Linked DNA regions of Homo sapiens: region 2 is linked to region 1. The links are chromatin loops, found by intact Hi-C in ENCODE. Cell type or tissue: PC-9. All regions are shown on one strand.

Region 1 (8,000 bases):
ATTAAACAAAACCTAGACCAGAAAACTTGGCCACCCTCCCCACCCACAGTCATATGTGGAGTATCTTTACAATTTCTAAAGATAAAAGGTTTTTAAGAACATGATACCTCATACTGCTTGTTGTCTAAAATGTATCATTAGCCACTTTCTTTCAGAGTTCGAGTAGACAAGAAAATTATACTACCCAGTAGACTTGCTTTTATTACATACTGAAAGTTGTATAGTTCATTGATAATTTCCTCCTTGTCTTGGCTGCTAGGCAGCTCATAATTTCTAGGATAAAATTCCTTTTCCTTAAGACTTTCTTTTTGCCCTTCGATGTATTATCAATAGACTTAGATCTTGCTGTATAAAATGATTTAAAAACAAGCTGCTACAAAACCATTTTTAAAGTCCATGAGTTTTAACCAGTGTTTATTTGCTATCAATCAAACCACAAATTGCTGAGGGAACAAAACAGGAATTGGTTTACTGCATCCCTGAGGCTGGTGAGGGATTAAAATACACAGTAATTACTAATTCTGATTTTGCAACTCTCCCATGTGTTTCTGATTATATTAAGGGGCTCAAATTTCCTTAAAGAAAAAAAAATTTTTGAGGTTTCCAAATCAATGCATTGAAGAGAGTAAACATCCAAAAACTTAGAGAAAACAGAAAATTGCAAAGCCAATTTGCTTGCCGGTTCTGTTCTGGGTCAGTTGGGAGAGAAAGGTGAAGAAGAAAACAATATAATCAACAAATGTAAAATAAGTCTAAGAAAAACAACCTCTGCTTTGTATTTCAGGAATCGACATAAAAGAAGACATAGAAAATAAATCAGCTCATATTGAAAACAGCAGCATGTGACTCAAAGGCAATCGCTTACAATATACAAGTTCTGACTGCTCTTGCATGCTTTACGTAAATGGAGAGGAATCTCGTACCACACCACCATCTGCTCTTATAGACATATGATTTATTTCCCAGCCTTGTCCCAAAGGGCCGCCATATTTGTCCCTAGCTGTGCAGTGCACGTGCACGTGTTCCTGACCATCACACGGTACTCACATCAGGCTTGGTCTGTGCCACTGAGTGGTCCGGTTGTTGTGGTTGACATAGTAAGTTCGGCCTAAATTGTCCACTTTTTCTTCCCACCCGGGAGGCAGAGGAGGAGGAGGAAGTTCCTCTTGGTGCTGAGAAGCCGAGTCATTTGAGTCAACAACTTCCCATCCATGCTGCGGAATAAAGTTAAAGGGACGATTATGAGGTTGGTTCTTCGGCTGTGAGTAAGAGGTCATCACAGCATGCCCTGCATGCCCTTCTCCTTGCTCTGGGGCTCTCTGGCTCTAGCCATGGCTTCGGGGCCACATTTGAGTAAATTCCCAAATGAAGGCCAAAAAAATATATATATATCAATTCTAGAAAGGCCTCAAAAATCTTCTGAGTAATGGCCAATTAATTGTGCTGCCCTCTAAGATGACTACATTGCAGGACAACACAATTTGGATCTGCACAGTCGGTGACACTACTTAAGTCACATCATACTCTTTCCATACGTCATGTTTGTTATTTTGACTGGAGGGCCTCCAAGGCTGTACAAAGCCCTGCCAATGATGTGCGTCACAGTACAGCTGCCATCTTTTCAACACCTCTATGAGGTAAAGGGAGCAGGGAAGATGAGCTGCGCTGCACCTGTGTTCTAACAGAACTCATGGCACAGGGGACCAGAGGCCCAGAGTCCTGTTGCTCCCCAGGGAGGTGGGCTTTGAGAGAGAAGCCTCCTCTTTGCATCCCAAACAACCGCAGGAGCCAGGAGTCTGGAAGCTGCTGCCTTCTACTCAGGCCCTCTACACTGGCTGTGTCCACACCAACGGGTTTCATGGTACCAAAATTCGAGTTCCATTTTTACAGCACGTATTTTAGGCATTACGTATTCCCTTCCTAACATCCTCTGCTAAAATCACTGGAAAATTAAGTAATTCACTGGTTACTGCGGTTGGAAGGCAAGAAGAGTGTAAAAAATTCCTTGGATTTGAGATGAAAATCTGTTGACATGCTTATGAAATGTTAACATTCATAAATTTCTATCACCCACATTATTCCTCTTCATGTATATAGAGAGATGAAGGCTTGTAAATGAAATAATGCCTGGAAATATGATCTCTCAGGCGGAGGAGTGTTCGGGTAACTTCTCCACACACATTATTCACATATCACATATATGCAACAGCTGCAAACAGATGTGAGAATAAGCCCTAGAGAGGTCTCGTTTAATGGACACTTTGAGAATATGAGAATTTGCCTAACAAAACAGCACTGGCCGAGGTGTGTGCTGAAAAGGTACGATAGGACCCACAGCATCAGTCTGTGACAAGGTAAATACAGGCGGCTCTGTCAGGAAGGAAAAAAGGGACATTCCTCTGGTCAGCTCGTTGCAGAATGGCATTTCTAGAGGAGGGTTTTTCTACTGCAGGCTGTCACCTGTGGCCAAATGAGTAAGAAACTTGAAAAAAAAGTGATTTTCTAAATTCCTCCACCCACTTTGAAGCGACCTCAATGGCTAAAAAGAATTTACAAAGAGTTGCAAGTCCATAGCAATAATAGGATTCAATGTGTGAGGAGACTTTCACAGAGCTGTGGGGCTAAAATTGGGGAATAGGCATGGCATTGTCTAAAGAGAAATCTCTCCGAGGATTGGTGTTGTAACATAAAAAGTTCATCTTTAACCAAAACAAATAACTGCACTGGTAGACTATCAATGACCAATTTGCGGACATATGTACTTTTTTTTATATTTAAGCTTTCTAAACTTTTATTTCCTTCAATTATAAAGTTTGAAAGCAAAACATGAATATGATCTCAAGGCAAGGAGAGAGGCCTGACGCCCTCCACGTACCTCCATGTCATCCCTCTGGTCACTGTTTTCTTCATCTTGACCTCCATTTTTTGGCATATAGGCCATTTTCAATCGCAAAAATCCCTTAACTCGAGACTTATGACTGCACACATAATGGAAGAAAATTGGTTAGAAGGGTTGTGACTTCAAAGGACACTTAAAATCGTCTTCAGCAAAAGCCAACCACCACAGCACGCAGGGCAGGCATCCCCACCCACCCATACCCACAGCACACAGGGCAGGCATCCCCACCCACCCATACCCACAGCACACAGGGCAGGCATCCCCACCCACCCATACCCACAGCACACAGGGCAGGCATCCCCACCTATACCCACAGCACGCAGGGCAGGCATCCCCACCCACCCACACCCACGGCACGCAGGGCAGGCATCCCCACCCACCCATACCCACAGCATGCAGGGCAGGCATCCCCACCCACCCACACCCACGGCACGCAGGGCAGGCATCCCCACCCACCCATATCCACAGCACGCAAGGCAGGCATCCCCACCTATACCCACAGCATGCAAGGCAGGCCTCCCCACCCACCCATATCCACAGCACGCAAGGCAGGCATCCCCACCTACACCCACAGCATGCAAGGCAGGCATCCCCACCCACCCATATCCACAGCACGCAAGGCAGGCATCCCCACCTATACCCACAGCACGCAGGGCAGGCATCCCCACAGCATGCAGGGCAGGCATCCCCACCCACCCACACCACAGCAAGCAAGGCAGACATCCCCACCCACCCATATCCACAGCACGCAGGGCAGGCATCCCCACCTATACCTACAGCATGCAGGGCAGGCATCCCCACCCACCCATACCCACAAGCCTCACCTTCTTGGTCTGAGGAGAAAGTCCTTAAATGTATAGGGTCGCTCCATGGTTGGATCTTCTGTCTGTGGGGAAAAAACAGTAAATTAAATTTTAATATTCCTAATAATTTCATGTTTTAGATACAGGCAACTGGATTACAGAGAATATATTTTGAATTTTAGAATGTGGCACCGCTGAATGTGTTTCTTCACTTGGTACCTGACAGTCCACGGAACTGATCTACTAGAGATCCACTAGATGTCACTATCCACACCGGGTTTTAGGAGCCAGCCCCAGCCACAGACAAATGACAAAATTACAGCTGTCATTGCCAAGTAAAATTTCTAACTGCAGGGTGTGGCCTCAGTCTCACAGAGCTGATTCACTTCGGAGAACCAGCGGTCACCAGTGCCTTGCTATATGCCTGTGACTCGAGACACATATGGGTGGAGTAAACAGAAGAATATACAAGATTTAATCTTTGAGGGAAACTTTGTTTTTTGTATTAAAATCTCACAACATCAGCCTAAGAGAATTGAAAGACTATCTCCTGCACAGAGATCACCCCAGGAAGCAGCACCGATCAACCTTCTGCTGAGGTTCAGTTCATGAAGCTATGAGTACAAGTGGAGTATTTGTTCATTTTTAAAGAAATCAGTGTTCATTTGATTGTGTGAAGTTCATTGTGAAGTTCCTACCAAAGCAGGAAATTGGATAAATAAGTGTGACTATTTCATTAATCTTTAAATACTATATATTCAGTAAAACCTCAAATACCTAGACCCTTCAATTAAACACAATTTCAAATACTTTTATAGCAAGAGATAAACCAGTCCAGTGATTTACTGTATCAGGTTTGTGTGCGCGTGCATGCACACACATGTATGTACGTATGCACTGCTATTTGAAATGTTATCTGTTTATGTCATTCTCTGCTTTAAACTCTCAATGGGTTCCTACTCCTCTCATAATAAACTGAAAATTCTTTCCTATGACTTAGAAGACCAACTATAATCTGGCCTTGAATCAACTTTAACCTCATTGGGAACCAGTCTCTCTCTTCCTTCCTTGTACTCCCAACCATCCTGTCCTCATCTGCCATGGATGCAGATTATATGTACTGCAGTAGGGCCCATGCACAGGCAGGTCCCTCTGCTGGACAGCTGACTCTGGATGGCATGGCTGTTTCCACTTTGCCATCCAAGTGTGAGATCCCAGGTCTCATCCTTTAGAGTTCCCACCATCAGCCACCCTTATCACCCCCCATCCTATCGTCCTGCTGTATCTTCCTCATATCACTTTCTGAAAGTACCTGTTCATTTGTTGACATACTAGTTTATTATCCATCACTTCCAGAATGTAAGCCCATGAGAACAGAGACTTGAATTTGCTCACCATTGGATCACCGGTGCCAAGAACATTGCCTGGCACCAAGTAGGTACTCACGTAAGCACTCAATTCATCTGATCTGTAGTAAACTATGGAGGCTCTCAAAATTCACTATCATTGAATGAAGTAAATTATATTTTCTAGACTGTTCTTATGAGGCAGTAATAAACATACATTTTGAAAATATTTTCTACCAAAAGGTTTGTAAATATATATAAGGAAATAAATGGATAATTTATTAAGAAAACTATTGCTGGTTTTCCTTCCTTTTTTCATTTATTAAACCAACATTTATTTATTTAATTTAGAGACAGGGTCTTCTGCTGTCCAGGCTGGAGTATAGGGGCACAATCATAGCTCACTGCAGCCTCAACTTCCTGGGCTCAAGTGATCCTCCCACCTCAGCCTCCCAAGTAGCTGGGACCACAGGTGTGTGCCACTATGCCTGGCTAATATTTTTATTTTTTATAGACATGGGGGTCTTCCTATGTTGCCCAGGCTGGTCTCAAACTCCTGAGCTCAAGACGTCCTCCTGCCTTGGCCTCCCAAAGTGCTGGGATTACAGGTATAAGCCACCATGCCCTGCCAACCAACAAATAATTTGAGAGCAATATTATGTCAACGACATGTGGATACAACATGGTATAGCAGTCCTTATGGTTACAATTACAAGGGAAGAGCCATCATGTCAACAATCCACTAGAAGCTAAGGCAGAACAAATTCACTGACACAGAGAGGTTACATTCTGTGAGACTTGGGGTACAGGGAACAGACGGACTCTGACTTGGAAATCAAAATGGTTTTGGATGTGGAGTTCAATACAATACAGGGTGATGGGAAGGCTTTGAGAGGTAGAGAACAGGGAGAAAGGACAGTTTAAACATAGGAAATCAAACAGTATGACAAAGCCTACAGGATCACCAGTGGGCATGAGCAATCTAGGAGCAGCAGAGAACATGCAAGAGAGTGAAGAGGGAAAACCACGGAGCTTAGAGGGACTCTGAACCTGAGTCTGTCCATACCCTATGCAGCTTAAATGACTGATATCACACAGGTCAAAAGGCAGATCTCCTAGGTTTGCATCCTGGCTTTGTTACTTACAGAGCCAAGTGGCTAAGGGCAAGTTCCTTATCTCTCTTGGCCTCAGTGTCCTCATCTATAAAATGGGGCAGTAACCATAACTTACAGGGCTGTTGTGAGGATCAAACCAATCAACTGAGTTGGTTTCTATAAAGTTCTCAAGGGCACCTGGCACACTCAACAAACACTAGCCATGTTCATTGGCCAATTCTACACGTTCATATCATTTGTCAGTACTGCCAACTCAATGCCAAGCAGTAACAGGTAGGGCATTAAAATCAAAGTTCACGTTCATTGAAATTCTCTAGCCTGAATTAGAAGATGATCTTATAGATAACTACAAGATTCTTCTTGGCATTCATCCAGGTTCCAATCTGATCCTGTTCCCTGGAGCAGAGCTGAGTGGAGCCTCCCAGGATGGCTTTGAGGGTGCTCCTGGTGGAAAGCCATCTTAAACACACTGCTGCAAACAGTGCTATTAGCCACAATAGCCACAATGCTGCCCCCGTTCCAGGGTAAAAGCATTCAGAAGAAAATCTGGATACTCAGTACTTTCATCTTGAAAGAGAGTAGTTGCTTTCAGCCTAGGTGCATTCACTATGGAATAGAGTGAGATAAAGGATTCTGCAGGCAAATGGAAGGAGAGGGCCCTGCTGGGTCCCTAGACTCGAAACTTGTATGCAACCACTGCAAGCACCTAAGCCTTGGGCGAATCCACCCCATGCCCACACCCTTGACCACATCACAGGCTCACAATGATGCTGGAGAGCCAGGGTCAGATCCAGCACCACCAATGACCTGCTTATTGCTGGGCAAGTCCCCTCCCTCTCTGGGCCCAGGCTTTTTCACCTGGAAAATACTGGGAGTGAATCAGTGTCTCTGAAGTCCCTCCAAACTCCATGATTTTGAATTCTGCACTCATGAGAGGGAACCATCAGCCTGCTACCTGCTACCAGCCATCAGCCATAAACACAAAAGGGGTAAAAGGATGTTGGTCAGCTGAGCTACCTCCAAGTACAGGCAGGGCATCAAATAATACCACCACCCTGAAAATGCCTCATCTAGGAAAATTTAAATTCCAGAGTCAGCCATGGTTGTCTTAAGTGGCACATGACTGGGATTTAGGAAAACTTAATGTTTTAAAATAGCTCTCTCTGCCCCACTGCCTTTCCCAGGGACGAAGAGATTTTGTGGCTGGGCAAAGGTGGGTTACTGAGGGCTCCAGGGGAAGGGGAGACAGAGCTGACAAGTCAAGAGGAAGGTGCAACAGGCAGACACCTGCCAGAAATCTCACTCTGTTAATACAGATCTCAGAGTTCTCTTTATCGCTAAATAATTAATAGATTCAAGTTATCAAATATCATATGAATTTTTAGACAACGATGCACTGAATTTAACAGACAAATGTGAAAACGGCAGTTGAAAAGTCAATGATGGTACAGTTACAGCTAAGTTTGCTCTTGGTCTCTGAATGTAAAAGCAAAAGGAGAGCTTGCTCTGTCTCCAAGGCTGGAGCGCAGTGGTACAACCACGGCTCAGCGTAGTAATGACCTCCCATGCTCAAGCGATCCTCCCACCTCAGCCTTCTAAACAGTTGAGGCAACAGGCATGTGCCACCATGCTGGGTTAATCTTTAAGTTTCTCTATAGAGACAGGGTCTTGCCATGTTGCCAAGGCTGGTCTTTAACTCCTGGACTCAAGCGATCCTCCTGCCTCGGCCTCCAAAAGTGCTGGGGTTACAGGCATGAGCCACTGTGCCTGGTCTATTTCCTTTTATCTAAAGCTTGGTGGTTTTGACAAATTTTGAATCTACAGACTGTTAATAATC
Region 2 (8,000 bases), 710 kb after region 1:
GGGCAACTTGGTGAAATCCTGGCTCTACAAAAAACATAAAAATTAGCCCAGCATGGTGGTGCGTGCCTGTGGTCCCAGCTACTCCGGAGACTGAGGTGAGGATTTCTTTAGCCTGGAAGGTGGAGGTTGCAGTGAGCCACCATTGCGCCACTGCACTCTAGCCTGAGACCCTGTCTCAGAAGAAAAAACAAAAAAAGGGCTTGGACTCACAACATGGGTGTTAGGTAGTTGATTATATCAGAGTAAAGTGTGGCCTAAGACAACCTTCTTAAAATAGACCATGGACTTAGCTGTTGAACTCATATGCTAGAATCCATTGGCTATAACTGCCACATAAGGAAGATGGTTAAAAGTTCCTTCCTTGGGTCTGGGCTTTGGTGCCTCACGTTTGTAATCCCAGCACTTTGGGAGGCTGAGGCTGGAGGACTGCTTGAGCCCAGGAGTTTGAGAACAGCCTGGGCAACATGATAAGACCCTCATCTCTACAAAAAATTTAACTTCTTAAAAATTTTTTAATAAATTTAATTTAAAAAATAAATAGAGACAGGATATTAACCCTCCCAAAGTGCTGGGTTTATAGGAGTGAGCCATCACACTCAGCCAACTACCAAAAAAAAAAAAAAAAAAAAATTAGCCAGGCATGGTGGTATGGTATGCACCTGTGGCCCCAGCTACTCGGGAGACTGAGATAGGGGGATTACTTGAGCCCAGGAGGTTGAGGCTGCAGTGAGCCGTGATTGCATCACTGCTCTGCAGCCTGGACGACAACAACAAAAAAGTTCCTTCTTTGAACTGTATTAGGAAAAGCAGTGCCTTGACACTCCTTTTTCTGTGCATCCCCTTTTTTTGTTAACTGTGTTACAACATTTATAGTTACTATCAAGTCCTAATCTGGGAGCATTCTCCTCTCTTTTAGGTCATACCATATGGTTATAAACTTTGGTGTGTCATACATGGGTACTTGTTTTTAATTTAACTTATTTATTTATTTTTCTGAGACAGGATCTTAATTTGTTGCCCAGGCTGGAGTGCAGTAGCGCATTCATGGCTCACTGCAGCTTCAACCTCCTGGGCTTAAGGGATCCTCCCACCTCAGCCTTCCAAGTAGCTCGGACCACAGGGGCATGTCACCACACGCGGTTAATTTGTTTCTTATTTGTAGATACGAGATCTCATTATGTTTCCCAGGCTGGTCTTAAACTCCTGGGCTTAAGCAATCCTGCTGCCTTGGCCTCCCAAAGTGCTGGGGCTACAGGTGTGAGCCGCCACTCCTGGCTGGGTTTTACTTTTTAACCACTCTTAAGGGGAAATCTTTCATTTCTGGATTATCGGGTGCCTCGTTTTGCAGCTCCTGAAAACTGACAACACCGTTTAGATGAACGTTTGCAGAATGTCACTGTTAACAACAGAATGTCACTGTTAACAAAAGTGTAGCATTCTGATTTGGGAACTGATAGTTTGGCTCTTTCAATTTCAATGATACAAAAGGAGGGATCAGTACAGATTGTCGGGTAATAAGTGAATTCCGAACGACCTACATGTATTCATGGGACCTTCTCTCTTGGTTTTGCATTTTCATCAATGGCTATCTTTTTTTTTTTTTTTTTGAGACAGAGTTTTGTTCTTGTTGCCCAGGCTGGAGTGCAGTGGCATGATCTCGGCTCACTGCAACCTCTGCCTTCTGGGTTCAAGCAATTCTCCCTGCCTCAGCGTCCTGAGTAGCTGGGATTATAGGCACTCGCCACCATGCCTGGCTAATTTCTTTTTTTTTTTTTTATTTCTAGTAGAGATGGTGTTTCACCGTGTTGGCCAGGCTGGTCTCGAACTCTTGAGCTCAGGTGATCCACTCACCTCGGCCTCCTAAAGTGCTGGGATTACAGGCGTGTGCCACTGCGCCTGGCCCCTACATGTATTCTTACAATGTCTAGTTGTTAAAAGGATGAACTATTGAATGTTTTCTTTTTTTTCTTTTTTTTTTTTTTGAAAAGGAGTCTCACACTGTCACCCAGGCTGGAGTGCAGTGGTGCAATCTCAGCTCACTGCAACCTCTGCCTCCCGGATTCAAGAGATTCTTCTGCCTCAGCCTCCCGAGTAGCTGGGACCACAGGCGTGTGCCACCACACCTGGCCAATTTTTGTATTTTTAGTAGAGACAGGGTTTCATCATATTGGCCAGGCTGGTCTCGAACTCCTGACCTCATGATCCGCCCACCTCGGCCTCCCAAAGTGCTAGGATTATAGGCGTGAGCCACCACGCCCAGCCCTTGAATGTTTTCAAAAGATCCAGATTCCTTCCTTCTCTATTTTTTTTTTTTTTTTTTTTTTGAGACGGAGTCTTGCTCTTGTCACCCAGGCTGGAGTGCAGTGGTGCGATCTCGGCTCACTGCAAGCTCCGCCTCCCAGGTTCACGCCATTCTCCTGCCTCAGCCTCCTGAGTAGCTGGGACTACAGGTGCCCGCCACCACACCCGGCTAATTTTTTGTATTTTTAGCGGAGACGGGGTTTCACCATGTTAGCCAGGATGGTCTCGATCTCCTGACCTCGTGATCCGCCCACCTCGGCCTCACAAAGTGCTGGGATTACAGGTGTGAGCCACCATGCCCGGCCTCAGATTCCCTCCTTCTCTGCAGCAGTCGTAGAACTGAGAAAAAGTCCGTTTTTGCAGGCTGCAGATCTTGCAACAGAGAATAATTCACTGCATTTCTTGTTTGATTCAATAACTTGGAAGAGATTTTGAAAGATTATTTGAGGCTTTAAAATATTCATCTTTTATGTACTTTGAACTATTTTTTAAAAACTACAAACAATACATTTTATCAAATGATATATAACACAGCAATGCTTGATATGTCCCATTGGGGAAAAGAGGTATTCTACATGGGGGAGTTTTTCAGATTAAATGAGTTTAGCTTTTTGTGCTCTTTTTTTTTTTTTTTTTTTTTTTTTTTTGAGACAGAGTCTCTCTCTGTCGCCCAGGCTGGAGTGCAGTGGTGCCATCTCAGCTCACTGCAAGCTCTACAGGCGCCCGCCACCACACCCGGCTAATTTTTTGTATTTTTAGTAGAGACAGGGTTTCACTGTGTTAGCCAGGATGGTCTCGATCTCCTGACCTGGTGATCCTCCCTCCTCGGCCCCCCAGAATGCTGGGATTACAGGCCTGAGCCACTGCACCCGGCCGCTTTTTGTGTTCTTAACCATTGTTTTGTTGAAAGTTTCAAAAATGTCTGACACTTCTCTGATTTCTCACAGAGAACTAACCTTTTAGATGTCACTTGCAGTTGAGTTTTGCTGTCAGGTGTCTCTTCTGTTGTCCTTGTACCTGTGCTGGTTGCTACAGCCACTTAAGATCTGTTGCTTATAGTCTGCTTTTCCTGGGGAACTGTATCGTGTATACCCGAACTTGCTGTAATTGTTTGTGAGAGGACCTCAGAGCTTCAGCTTTAACCAGTGTGCTTCTTTTTTTTTTTTTTTTTCTCTTGAGACAGAGTCTCGCTCTGTTGCCCAGGCTGGAGTGCAGTGGCACGATCTTGGCTCACTGCAAGCTCCGCCTCCCAGGTTCACGCCATTCTCCTGCCTCAGCCTCCCGAGTAGCTGGGACTACAGGTGCCTGCCACCACACCTGGCTAATTTTTTTGTATTTTTAGTAGAGACGGGGTTTCACCATGTTAGCCAGGATGGTCTCGATCTCCTGACCTCACCCACCTCGGCCTTCCAAAGTGCTGGGATTACAGGCGTGAGCCACCGCGCCCAGCCAACCAGTGTGCTTCTTAAATGTTCAACCAGTCACTGTGCCAATATCAGCTTTTGGCTGTTGGGGTCTTTATGCTTAGATTGTTCCAGTTGCCTTATACTTGAGATGTTATTTTGATTTTAAGTATTGTACAATGTTCAAGAACTGTCTTTTCTCTCCTCCCTACCCAAGGCTTTGATGACAGTAGGGAAAGAACCATTTCCTACCATTTACGTAGATTCACAAAAAGAAAATGAGAGGTGGAATGTTATTTCTAAATCACAGTTGAAGAACATTAAAAAGATGTGGCATAGGGAACAAATGAAGAGTGAATCCCGGGAAAAGAAAGAGGTGAGTCCTGACCTTGCCATCGTGAACGTTGTTAAAGTTAGAACTCTGGCAACCATGTTAACAAACTGCTTCATCATTAAAATTAGGCAGAAGATAGTTTACGAAGAGAAAAGAACCTGGAAGAAGCAAAGAAGATTACCATTAAAAATGATCCAAGTCTCCCAGAGCCAAAATGTGTAAGTTTGTTTATCTTTTCAAATACCGTGGACTTGGCTACATCAGATCATTATTTCTGTGTATGAGGGGCATGTCACATGGTTTGTTCCTTTACATTTTGTTTTTACTTTCCATTTATTTATTTATTTATTTATTTTTGAGACGGAGTCTTGCTCTGTCGCCCAGGCTGGAGTGCAGTGGTTCAATCTCAGCTCACTGCAAGCTCCGCCTCCCGGGTTCACGCCATTCTCCTGCCTCAGCCTCCCGAGTAGCTGGGACTACAGGCGCCCGCCACCACGCCCGGCTAATGTTTTGTATTTTTGGTAGAGACGGGGTTTCACCGTGTTAGCCAGGATGGTCTTGATCTCCCGATCTCGTGATCTGCCCACCTCGACCTCCCAAAGTGCTGGGATTACAGGCGTGAGCCACTGCGCCCGGCCTACTTTCCTTTTATTTTTTATTTCTTAATTTTAAATTTTAATTTATTTATTTTGAGACAGGGTCTTGCTCTGTTGCTCAGGCTGGAGTGCAGTGGTGCAGTTTCTGCTCACTGCAACCTCTGCCTCCTGGGCTCTAACGATCCTCCCAAGTAGGGGGGACCACAGGCATGCACCACCACACCTGGCTAACTTTTATTTATTTTTAATTTTTGTAGAAACAGTCTCCCATATTGCCCGGGCTGGTTTCAAACTCCTGGGCTCAAGGGATCCTCCCACCTCAGCCTCCCAAAGTGCTGGGAATACAGGCGTGAGCCACCATGCCTGGCCTACTTTCCTTTCAGAAGGGACATAGAGAAATAATGTTTTAGAGTTATGAGGCTAGTTCTTTAGGGGTTCATTTTATTACACAGTTAAGTAAATGCATGTTGAATGAATTCTGTCCCAACTGAATGCCAGCAGATGGGGGACCCAGGCCTGGCTACGCTTCATGATGTTGGTCAAGTGATTTAACCCTCTCTAGTGTCAGTTTGCTTATAAAATGAAGAGGTTGAAATCTATGATTTTCATGTTTTATTTAAATAGAGTAAAAGTTTGTGAATTGTGAAATTAGATTCACTCTTCTTCTGTTCTTTCTGGAACCCAAATAGATTGCTGGACTATGAATGAAAATGGTTTGATTTCCAGTAGTTCTTATTTTATTTTATTATTTATTTATTTATGAGACAGAGTTTCACTCTTGTCACCCAGGCTGGAGTGCAGTGGGGAGATCTCAGCTCATTGCAACCTCCGCCTCCCGGGTTCAAGTGATCCTCCTGCCTCAGACTCCCAAGTAGCTGGGATTACAGGTGCCTGCCACCACGCCTGGCTAATTTTTGTATTTTTAGTAGAGATGGGGTTTCACCGTGTTGGCCAGACTAGTCTCAAACTCCTGACCTCAGGTGATCTGCCCTCCTTAGCCTCCCAAAGTGCTGGGATTACAGGCTTGAGCCACCACGCCCAGCCAGATTTCCAGTAGTTCTTATTGCTGATGAATTTTTGTATTATTTCCTTAGTGATGGAGCTGGGGTTTTTTGGCCACATGCAACAGCCCCTTCCTCTACTCATCTCCTCTCTCCTTCATCCCCCAAACAAAAGCTAGCCTTTTAAGTACCATGTTCTGGAAGGTATTGAAGAACTGTGGGGTCATGGAAAAGGCTTCATGTGGACTGGGATTGTTGCTGTTGTGGGAAGCAAGTGCTCCACTTATGACAAAGGAATTCATTTATTAATTAATTTTATCTAGCAATATCTGAAATTCTTCTGGGTGTTTCTCATTATCAGTTTTACATTAAGAAAGAAGACTTGGATTTTTTTTTGTTTTGTTTTAAACCATGCCAATACAGTGAAATGCGTTTGGTTCTGAGCTGCAGTAGAGGGGCTGTCTCCAGTTTTGCACCATTTGTGATTTTTAACACTTACTACCGTCTGCCTAATATTAGTGAAAAAGTTGGTGTGTATAAATGACATTATTGAACAAATGTTGTTTATTTCAATTTGACAGGTGAAGATTGGTGCGTTAGAAGGATATAGAGGCCAAAGAGTAAAGGTGTTTGGCTGGGTCCACAGGCTGCGCAGGCAAGGTAAATGGCAAAGCTTTTCCTTCTTTTTAATGTTTAAATATCCCTGCTCTTAGATGAAGAAAAACATACAAAGATTTGCAGGGGTTTTTTTCTCTCCCCCTTTTTTTCTTAGACACAGTCTCACTTTGTTGCCCAGGCTGGAGTGCAGTGGTGCTATCTCGGCTCACTGCAACCTCCGCCTCTCAGGTTCAAGCAATTCTCCTGCCTCAGCCTCCTGAGTAGCTGTTATCACAGGTACCTGCCACCACACCTGGCTGATTTTTGTAATTTTAGTAGAGACGGTGTTTCACCATGTTGGCCCGTCTGCTCTGGAACTCCTGGCCTCAGGTGATCCACTGTCTTGGCCTCCCAAAGTGCTGGGATTACAGGTATGAGCCGCTGCGCCCGGCCCTCTTTTTTTTTTTGGTATGCTGGCTAGACTTGAACTCCCCCCAGCCATCCTCCTGCCTCAGCCTCCTGAGCAGCTGGGATTACAGGCACATAGCACCTCACCTGGCTTTAAAGGATAGAGTGATTTATATCTTAAATTTGTTCTTGTTTAAAATGACTATTGAAAGTATAAAAATTTTTAAATGCTCTTTTAATGGTTAGCAATTATAGTGATGAAGATGCGTCCAGTAAATATTTGTCAAGTTGAGTTTTAATTATTTAGTGAAAATCAAGGGATGTTACTATAGGAGGTTGACATCTGAGTCTGAAACTTGGCCATAGTTTTGACTCTTATAAACAGTATATTTGCATTCTCCCTTGGTTCTGACATTTTGTTTCCTCTTTCCCCTTTTATTATATATTTTATAATATATAAACATGTCACTTTTACTATTTATTGTAAGGGATTAGCAAATCTTTCATTGAAAAGTGGGACAGGCCAGGTGCGGTGGCTCACGCCTATAATCCCAGTACTTCGGGAGGCCAAGGCGGGTGGATCGCCTGAGGTCAGGAGTTCAAGACCAGCCTGGCCAACATGGTGAAACCTCTTCTCTAATAAAAATACAAAAATTAGCTGGGTGTGGTTGTGAGCACCTGTAATCCCAGCTACTCTAGAGGCTGAGGCAGGAGAAGCACTTGAACCTGGGAGGCAGAGGTTGCAGTGAGCCGAGATCATGCCATTGCACTCTAGCCTGGGCGACAAAAGTGAAACTCCATCTGAAAAAAAAGCGACGGTGGAGGGGACAAAAATACAAATGAAATGTTTTAAGCGGATTTCAGTAATTGGACCTTTAGGACATAAATAAGAAAAAGTGATTTTGTTCAAGAACATTTATGTATCACCGAGTGCACAGTACTACCCCAGGCATTGCAGGGGACTCAAGGGTAGATAAGGCATAATCCCTTAACTCATGTTGCCTTCTGTCCTGCTTTCCCCTGGTTGTGTGGATCTTGGGGATCATGTAGGATTTGAAAGTCCAATACATTGAAAATAAAATATTTTACAAATACTGAGTAGTGGTATTACCAGTGGGTACTTCAGGGGCAGGGAGCCATGTGGGAGGTCTGAACTTGAATGTTTAACCTTGGAGTTTCCTTTAGATAAGATTAAGTCATGGCTGGGTGCAGTGGCTCACACCTGTAATATCAGCGCTTTGGGAGGCTGAGGTAGGAGGATTGCTTGAGCCCAGGAGCTTGAGACCAGTCTGGGCAACTCAGTGAGACCCTTGTCACTACAAAATAATTAGCCAGGTGTGGTGGCATGTGCCTGTAGTCC

Evidence for each region. Hi-C counts contacts between places; a loop is a spot of excess contacts. Peaks named below come from ENCODE experiments on the same cell type or tissue, not always from the same donor. Only the 100,000 strongest peaks of a DNase experiment are listed, where the experiment ranks them.
Region 2: it touches region 1 in a loop (6-fold over the local background); 3 of 110 quality-filtered maps call a loop at or near these places.

The regions. Positions count from the first base shown.
Region 1 is chr18:58,318,210-58,326,209 of GRCh38, reverse strand. It overlaps NEDD4L (NEDD4 like E3 ubiquitin protein ligase), which reads right to left. Exons shown (of 31, transcript NM_001144967.3): 7 at 3,724-3,785; 8 at 2,876-2,978; 9 at 1,048-1,214. Among named protein-coding and RNA genes, the nearest start is that of MIR122HG, 120 kb to the left of the region's middle. In PC-9, a CTCF peak has its summit at 3,955 (motif pointing right); a DNase peak (open chromatin) is centred at 4,039; H3K27ac peaks cover 857 bases.
Region 2 is chr18:57,611,897-57,619,896 of GRCh38, reverse strand. NARS1 (asparaginyl-tRNA synthetase 1) reads left to right here. Exons shown (of 14, transcript NM_004539.4): 3 at 3,922-4,080; 4 at 4,167-4,256; 5 at 6,217-6,295. Among named protein-coding and RNA genes, the nearest start is that of NARS1, 5.9 kb to the left of the region's middle. In PC-9, no CTCF peak of the experiment used is centred here; no DNase peak of the experiment used is centred here.